3 separate regions of the Homo sapiens genome follow, and all the other regions are linked to region 2. The links are chromatin contacts, found by Hi-C or POLR2A ChIA-PET in ENCODE. All regions are on one chromosome and are shown on one strand. Each heading gives the region's core, a stretch centred on a gene start or an enhancer-like site at or near the end of the contact. The rest is flanking DNA. Distances are from core to core; before and after follow the strand shown. Region 1 overlaps SLC44A3-AS1 (SLC44A3 antisense RNA 1). Region 2 has its middle 59 kb from the start of ABCD3. Region 3 overlaps ABCA4 (ATP binding cassette subfamily A member 4).

Region 1 (2,921 bases), core at 4-2,503, 440 kb before region 2:
TAAGTGCTAATTTTGAGGATTATTGTGAGCAATTTGTGTGGGGTGGTGGTGGGGAGGCCCATTTGCCCCACACTGAATGCCCCAGCCCTGTCTGCTGCCTCGAATCTGTCCCGGGGTCTTACTGTGTGTGGGCCTCTTCCTGCTCCTGCCACATTTCTGCTCTCTGATGTTCTCTTCCCTCTTATTTGCTCCTCAACCTTGCTTTGCTTTTCTTTTTCCTTTTATCTCTCATTCTAAATTTTATAATCTTAGTTTTTCGGTTTTTAGAGCCATTTCTAACTAAGGAGAATATCCCTCACTTTGTTAACTAAGACGTTTATATAAGTTTCTCTTACCCAACCCTCCTCTACATCTTTGGAAGATTTACTGAGTATTCATTTCAAAATAATAAAACTAAAGAATGTTTTTAATACTCACAAATTAAAGATATTGGAACACTACTAAGTGTAAATAGCACAAAACCAAAAATATTTTACTCTCTGCATTTGAACAGCATGGAAAGACTGTGGAATCAAGTGTCACATCTATCTAAACCCCCCTCCCATACAGGTTTTATAATCATTTTATTATAGCTGCTTTCATCTGCTCATATTCAGCTCTTCTTGGATTTTTAAAAAACGAGCTCTTGTGCTTGAAGCCTTTCAGGGAAGGCTTCAGGGGCAGGGGTGGTTGTTGTTCTGGACAGTTAAGGGCAGTTAGGGTGGCACAGGCTAGAGGGAGGTCATGACCCATGGACCAATAACACAGTTCAGACAAAGTGCTTCTCAAATGGAAATGATTTGGCTTTACGGATCTTGTAAGAGCATTTAGATGGTGTTGGGCTGTCAGTCGGTTCCAGCTGTAGATGGCTCTTGCATCTACAAAACACAAAAGTGACCTGGAGAAACAAGAGTGGGGCCCATTAGCCAGGCTGGGCCAAGTGCTCCTTGTGGACGGTGACAGCAACTCCCACTGTGCAGGCCCAGGGCAGAGCTATGGGGGAAACGGTGGCTCCCTCTCCCAACTGCTTGCCAGATGGTAGCTGGCTCACAGCAGCCGGTTCCCTGGGGCAGGCTGGGACCAGGTGTGGTGGACGAGGCACCAGGGGGCCTGAGAGCAGACGCTTCCTTAAATCTGGACCCTAGATGCGCAACTCACCTCACCCCAGTCTCAGCCCTGCTCTGGCAACTTTTAACTGCCCTTACTCCAAGTACTCATAATTCAAACCAGAAGATGGAGCCAAGTAACTTGAAAGAGAGCACAGGGCTTTCAAGTGGTTATTAACCAGATGAAACAAATGACTTGGAGAACTCTGCCGTTCTAGTTAGAGCACAGGCCTCTTAGGCAATGCTTCTGTTAACTAATTGTTTAGTAAAATGAAAACTGATCTAGGATTTCTCATCTACCCTAAATAAAAGTCCTATTGCATTATGTGTGGCTGTTCATTCTCTAAGGAAATGGGAAGATACAAAGTGAAACTAAAGTGGGGGCAGAATGGGAAACAAATGTAACAGATAGAAATAAAGGCACAAATTTCAATGAGCAATGCGAAAGAAGGCTGGAATAAACAGAAGGCCCATCATGTCAAGAAAGGAAAACATTGTGAAGATAGGACTTGTTTCAAAGTTAATTTGTACATTTAATGCTATTTCAAACTAAATCCACTAGGATTATTTCGTGGGGTAGAAGGCTTGGCAAAGTATTGTTAAAATTTACCTAAGTGTATATTCAGGCAATTTATCAAATTCAAAAGGAGACTGGGTCATTTTGGGAGTACTTGTGTTATCAGTGCACGTGATAGGGTTACAGTGACAGAAGGATGACTTCTGTGGAGTACACTCAGTGGCCTAAAGATACTGCATATTACATACACTGTGCAAGAATTAACTACATGTTATAGACAGAAGGACTACATAAATAATAATGAATAAATAAAATTCTTGTTGGAACAAAGCTACACATAAAATAAATGAATAAAATAATAAATAAGCAGTAATAATAAAAAGAAAGTGTATAGGTTCTCAATTTACATCATGGCTTGAAATATATTCTGGATGAATGAGAATTAAACAGGCATTGTATCATAGAAAGACTTCACAGATGTAAATTTTACTATTTGCCAAGTTTCTAGAGGATGAAGGACTAAGTTTTCAAGTAATAGAAAATCATATTGGAAAATACTTGACTACAGACATAAATTAATGTAAAATGATAGGAATTCAAAACTAGGGATTGTCATATCTACTGCAAATAGTTTCTAAAAACCTTGTATCTTTATTCTAAGGTAGGATCATAAAAATTTTAGGGGAAAACAACAGAAAAATGAGCAAAAATGTTGGCCAGTTTACAAAGGAAGACATGCAGACACAGGAATAAATTATCATATGAAAGATGTAAACTCCTGATATTAAAATGAAAACAACAGTGATATAGCATTCGCTGACTAATGTCTTAAGTACTGTATGCACGTTAAAAATAAAATGATCCAAATGTTGGAGAGAGTGCAATGAAATAGTATGCTCACACTGAGAAGAAATTGGTTTGTGTTTAACATATGAATACCACAAATCTTTAAATTTTCCTCTGTCGCTGCATAGACCACTGGAAAGTGGCTTAGCCCTAATAAATGTACTTTAGTACATCCCCACATGAAGTGCAGCATAATGGATGAGAGCTCAAATTCCAGACTTTGACTGTTTTGTCTCTTACTGGTTTTGTGAATTTGAGCAAGTTATTAACTTTCTAGGCCTCCATTTTCTCTTTTTTTTTTTTTTTTTTTTTTGAGACAGAGTCTCGCTGTGTCACCCAGGCTGGAGAGCAAAGGTGTGATCTTGGCTCACTGCAACCTCAGCCTCCTGGGTTCAAGTGATTCTCCTGCCTCAGGTTCCCAAGTAACTGGGACTACAGGCACCCACCACCATGCCCAGCTAATTTTTGTATTT
Region 2 (2,746 bases), core at 99-2,598:
TATTTCCCCATGTTGTTCTTGTGATGATGAGTTCTCATGAGACCTGATGGTTTTATAAGGGACTCTTCCCACTTCGCTTTGCTCTTCTCTTTCCTGCCACCTTGTGAAGAAAGTGCCTGCTTCCCCTTCCACCTTGATTGTAAGTTTCCTGAAGCCTCCCCAACCATGCAGAACTGTGAGTCAATTACACCTCTTTCCTTTATAAATTACCCAGTCTTGGGTATTTCTTTACAGCATTATGAAAATGGACTAATACAATCATCTTTCCATGTATGACCTCATCAAAGGTTTCTTTCCAGGAAGTCAGATGAATTTACTCCATGTACACTCTGATTATACATTTAATTTCCCATTTCAAAGGAAAAAAGTTGAAAGAGATTATATATTACTCTATATCAGCTAGTTAAGTGATGAACCTAGGATTTGAACCTAGATATGGCCCAGAGTCCACAGACTTAACCACTACTCTATCACTTTGCACCTGGCTGTCATTTGCAGCCTAAAGCATTCCAACAGGTACTAACTACACTTTGCTTCTCAAGGCTGCCTCAACTGAGACCTGGGATTTGAACATATTTGTCTCCCAAGTATACATCTTAAGGCAAGCTTTATTCTCCCATGCCCACTTGCAGGGCCCACTGCTTTCCCAGAAGAGGAGATGAAACATTAATGTCTACTTTTATCTCCTATTTAAATACCTAGAAAGACAGCCAAAAGTTAACATGTGAGCTCTTATTTCATATTCTGTGGATTTTAAGCAGTTTGATATGATCAAAGGGCATCAATTATGTAAGCCAAATCCTACCTTTCAGGAAAGATACTTTGCTCATAAGATCTGGCTGACAGCAACTGGAAGCTTTTATATTTGTCCCGTTGCCATTGAGGAAATAGACAAGCAAGATGTTAATGGAAGAAACTGGTAGTGGTGGGGGCTAGGGTTATATCAGAACTCTGTAGTTTGTATTCCATTTATCTGTAAACGTGATACTACTCTGAAAAATTCTATTGATATTTAATATAAAAAAAGTTTGGACTCTACAATATATTTTTATGTATTTTAGATTAGTCTTATGTTGGCTTATGTATACAAATTACTTTTTTATGTTGTACAAAACACTGGTTATTTGTATGCAGCCTTTCTGTGTGATTGATTTCTGTCTTTATACATTAAACACCATGATTAGGATCTAAGTAAGGCATTTCCATTACAGACTGAGTGTAATAGACACAGGGAAGCCTGCCACAGCATTATCACAGGGTATGTGAAAAGCCTGGTAGGAAGCTCCTTCACAGAGTCAGGGCTGTAATTCCCAGGCTGGTATCACTCCCCAGGCTGGTTATGCTCCTGGGCCCCTGGAGGCAGACAGCCCGGATCCACTCATGGCCCTGCCACTTACAAGAACATGTGGCCTGACCAAGTCATCAGCCTTTCTGAACCTCAGAGTACCCACCTACAAATGGAAATAGTAACAATCATTTCCTTATAAAGCTGTTGCAATTGTTAATGTGTCCTGAATTTTCACAAACTTAACACACCCTTGTAACCAGTGCCTTGATCATGAAACAGAACATTTCCTGGCTCTCAGCAACTGCCTTGTGCTCTATTCCTGTCACTATGCCCCGGTATAATCACTATCACTGTTCTGATGTCTGAAAGCATAGATTAGCTTTGCCTACTTTGTAACTCACGTCAGTGAATCATGCGGGACGTGCTATTTTGTATCTGGCACCTTTTCCTTAACCTGCGACCCACACATTGCCTGTAATTGTAAATTGTTCACTCACATTACTGTATTACAAATTGTTCACTCACATTACTGTATATTATTCCATTGTGTGAATATTCCACAGTGTATTTATCTGTTCAGTCCTTGATGGGCATTTAGGTTCCCGGAGTTGTTTTGAAGAGTGGGTGGTACATACTGATCTTTCACCAACTGAACACTCCGAGGGGACCAGCACCTAGGTGGAAAAACAAAAGCCTTCCACATATGCCCTTCCAGCCAGTATACTCCAAGAGTAACTCAAATATTATTTAATTTTTAAAAGTAGTACTTGACTATTAGTTAGCGTTGTTGAGGTCAGAAGAGATCCTGACGCCATCCAAAAATGAATTGTTCTCTTCTCCAGCAAGAGTTGTGCCAGAAAATCATTTGCGATCAATGAAAGTCCATCCTCATTATCTGGAAGAGAGCGTGTTACCACCTTGAAATCACTTGTACAGGGGTACGGGTGAGGCCTCGCTGAAGAGTCAGTCTCTTTAAATCACTGAGAAAGGCTTCCTATGAGAATGGGTACAGGGCCCCTGGATCTCTGAAGGTAGCTTCCTTAAAAGGATTCATCTTTATCTCTATTGTCTAAGGAAACAGGGCGTAATCAGACCCTTTTGACTTTAAGGTTTAAATAGAAAAAGTAGCCAACGTTTATATCAGTGTTTTTCAAACTATGGGCCTTGAATCACTAATGGACCACCAGTATTTGAAAAAAAAAAAAATGACAGAATAGAATAGAGGAAGATTATAGGAATGTCGATCATATGTAGTAAAGGTAAGTTTTGTGATACTTTTGTTTCAAATCTATGTATATGAGTGCCTGTGCACAAGTGTGTATACTGGGTTGAGTAAATATATTTCTCACTGTGGGTTGAGAAAACTGTTCTAGATGGATCCATAGGAAGGCAAGAGCATCAGGGTTCAGGTCTGACTCGGCTCTTCTCGGGCTGGTGATGTCCTAGAACGTGGATTTG
Region 3 (2,700 bases), core at 201-2,700, 340 kb after region 2:
AGACTGGTGTTTCCACACAGTCACTTCAGACTTCCAGGGCAGTACAGGAGATAGATCCCAGGGCCAGTGAAGAAGCAGAGCACAAGTCCAGGCAGGAGAGGCTAAGGGCCTCCCTGAACAGGTGTGAGGCACAGAAGCCCCGAGAGGTAGGGATGACAGGATGAAGATGGGTCCTGTGCTGCTAGAAGTACCTGCAAAGCACAGAGGTGGCACAGAAAAGGAGTCCTTGGCTGGGATGGGAGGAGATGACATGTGACATGTGAAAGAGGACCTGGAGTTGGCTCGATGCTCCCAAAAGGGAAAGGTGCCGAGGGGAGCTAGCAGCCATGCAAAGGCAGAGACATGCAGGCAGTCTGGGCCATGAGGAGCTCTGGAAGTGACTCGATATGTCCAGAATAGGCCACTCCAGGGAAGGGCTGAGGAAGGATGAAGTTGGAGAGGGGCACAGACCAGATGCAGAAGGGCCTCAGAGGCCAGGATGAGGGTTTGGACTCCTTCCTGGAGGCAGCAGCAGTGGGAAAAGAGTTAAAAGCTGGTTTGTAAAGTGGAGCCATGTTGCTCGCTGGTCCAGGCAATTCCCCCGAAAGTTCATGTTTCCCTACAAAACCCGAGAGAGCTACTAGTAGGCGTGAAGTTCGTGGCCCTGGTCTGAGGATTTCCTGTTTCCTTGTCAGGTATGGAGGAATTTCCATTGGAGGAAAGCTCCCAGTCGTCCCCATCACGGGGGAAGCACTTGTTGGGTTTTTAAGCGACCTTGGCCGGATCATGAATGTGAGCGGGGTATGTAAACAGACTGGAGATTTGAGTAGGATTTTTGACTTGCTTAACTACCATGAATGAGAAACTCTCATGAGTGATAACAGGAAAAAAAAATTAAAACCGTCTTGTTTGTTTGTTTACATGGTTTTTAGGGCCCTATCACTAGAGAGGCCTCTAAAGAAATACCTGATTTCCTTAAACATCTAGAAACTGAAGACAACATTAAGGTACTTGACCTATGTATAATCTGCTCTGGAGCTAAAAATTTACCTGAGCTGGTTATTTTATTTTTACTTTCCTACCTTCATTAAATTCCATCCCTCCTCCTGCTGAAATCTAGCAAGGAATGTCTTCCAGCTACCAAACCCTTCCTGCTTCTCAAATTTCCTTTCCTTCACTGATTTCTGCTTTAACTAGCTGTTAGTGCAGCGTCTCAGATGTCCTCTCCACCCTCTAGGTGTGGTTTAATAACAAAGGCTGGCATGCCCTGGTCAGCTTTCTCAATGTGGCCCACAACGCCATCTTACGGGCCAGCCTGCCTAAGGACAGGAGCCCCGAGGAGTATGGAATCACCGTCATTAGCCAACCCCTGAACCTGACCAAGGAGCAGCTCTCAGAGATTACAGTGTAAGCCACCACAGCCCCAGCCTCACCACTTTCTTGTCACCTTCTCCACTCTTTGAACATCCTGAGAGGATTCTCACCACCGCGAAGTGCTGATTTGGATGGTAATGCTGTTTAGTCAGGCACATATGAACATCCGACTTTCAAATAAGTGCCTCACACTTCACATACCAGACCTCTTGGTCATTCTTTCTCCCCAACATTTATGTGGCAAGTAAGTTTACATTTGGTTCCATTCCCTTTTGGCTTTTGATAGCAAGTTGCTCCTGGAGCTTATACAATTATTATCTTTGCTATGTGCAAAGCAGCTGCCAGGAACTGGCAAAGTTCAGTAAACCTTTCAGCTCCCTCGGAGTAATTATCTTAGATTCCAGGAATTTCCTCAGAAGAGCATACTTTGGAGATGTCGACAGAGCTTTGCTACCCTCAAGCTGAGGCTCTTCTTGCACAGTTTCAGCCAGTGGAGACAGTGGCCTTGTGCGTTTTGTAGTATGTTCACTCTATTTGAGGCCTACATGGAGGAGGGGTTGGTAGGAGCACCTTTGTTAGTGCAAACTTCAGCAACGTTGTGGGGTCCTGATTTTACTATCCTAGCACACGCTGAGTGCCAGTGAACATGCCCAGGGTCATCCACTAAAACCTGGGCCTTGGCTCCTTGGTGTCTTCCTCTGGACACCCTAGGGCCCTAGACTGTCCTCTGTTAATTCTCACTCAGCCACACTTTCGTGTGTCTCCTTCCAGTCATTTGTTCTAAGCTTACTACGTGTATGGATGATATGATCTGTAGTTTTATCAAGGTAGTGACTACCACATAGGATACCTTTGTGGAAATTAGTAAAAATGCTCTTTTCTGCAGGTGGACACTGTCCCATGCCAGGGGTTATGGCTTGTACATAAAGTTCAGGCTGGCTTTAGCCCCAACTTACCCCTCAGCCAGATGCCTTCTATTTGTCCGAGGAAAGAATAAATAGAGCCAAGTCCCTGTACAACTTGCCTGCCCTCTTTTCACTTAAATTTACATCATGAACATTTCCTTGTGTTACGATGTACTTCTTGAAAATGTGATTTAACAAGATGATTATTAACAAAAGATAAATCTCACAGACCGTATGTCTGTCAACATAGAAAATTCAAGAGACTCTATAGACAGATTATTAGAGCTAATGAGAGCATTGCAGTACATAAGATTAATATAAACATCTATTTCTATACACCATAAAAATAATTAGAGAATATAATAAAAAGAAAGGTTGTCTAGAAATATTCACATGAAATAGAAAGGCAACCCGCAAATACCCATTTAACCTTGGTCCATAT

Evidence for each region. Hi-C counts contacts between places; a loop is a spot of excess contacts on that map. ChIA-PET counts read pairs that join two places held with the same protein, here RNA polymerase II (POLR2A). Pooled maps may share reads with other maps.
Region 1: a loop to region 2 is called in a pooled map, with 2.2 times the contacts of the local background. The contact joins two enhancer-like sites. A Hi-C loop is called at or near these places in 3 of 37 single-sample maps with no recorded cell type and 7 of 50 pooled maps.
Region 3: a loop to region 2 is called in a map of endothelial cell of hepatic sinusoid, with 5 times the contacts of the local background. The contact joins two enhancer-like sites. A Hi-C loop is called at or near these places in 1 of 168 maps with a recorded cell type or tissue (endothelial cell of hepatic sinusoid). POLR2A ChIA-PET finds 5 or more read pairs at or near these places in 1 of 52 experiments (activated CD4-positive, alpha-beta T cell).

Annotation. Positions count from the first base shown.
Region 1 is chr1:94,800,468-94,803,388 of GRCh38, reverse strand. The region is part of intron 1 of SLC44A3-AS1 (SLC44A3 antisense RNA 1); the gene reads left to right. Among named protein-coding and RNA genes, the nearest start is that of SLC44A3-AS1, 18 kb to the left of the region's middle. RefSeq lists enhancers at 876-935, 1,016-1,095. Within about 2 kb of position 1,253, at least 28 of the 41 ENCODE cell types and tissues checked have a DNase peak (open chromatin) inside an H3K27ac peak, as active enhancers do.
Region 2 is chr1:94,358,002-94,360,747 of GRCh38, reverse strand. No RefSeq gene overlaps it. Among named protein-coding and RNA genes, the nearest start is that of ABCD3, 59 kb to the left of the region's middle. Within about 2 kb of position 1,348, at least 2 of the 41 ENCODE cell types and tissues checked have a DNase peak (open chromatin) inside an H3K27ac peak, as active enhancers do.
Region 3 is chr1:94,019,926-94,022,625 of GRCh38, reverse strand. It overlaps ABCA4 (ATP binding cassette subfamily A member 4), which reads left to right. Exons shown (of 50, transcript NM_000350.3): 33 at 675-780; 34 at 912-986; 35 at 1,217-1,386. Among named protein-coding and RNA genes, the nearest start is that of ABCA4, 100 kb to the left of the region's middle. RefSeq lists an enhancer at 681-1,880. Within about 2 kb of position 1,450, at least 11 of the 41 ENCODE cell types and tissues checked have a DNase peak (open chromatin) inside an H3K27ac peak, as active enhancers do.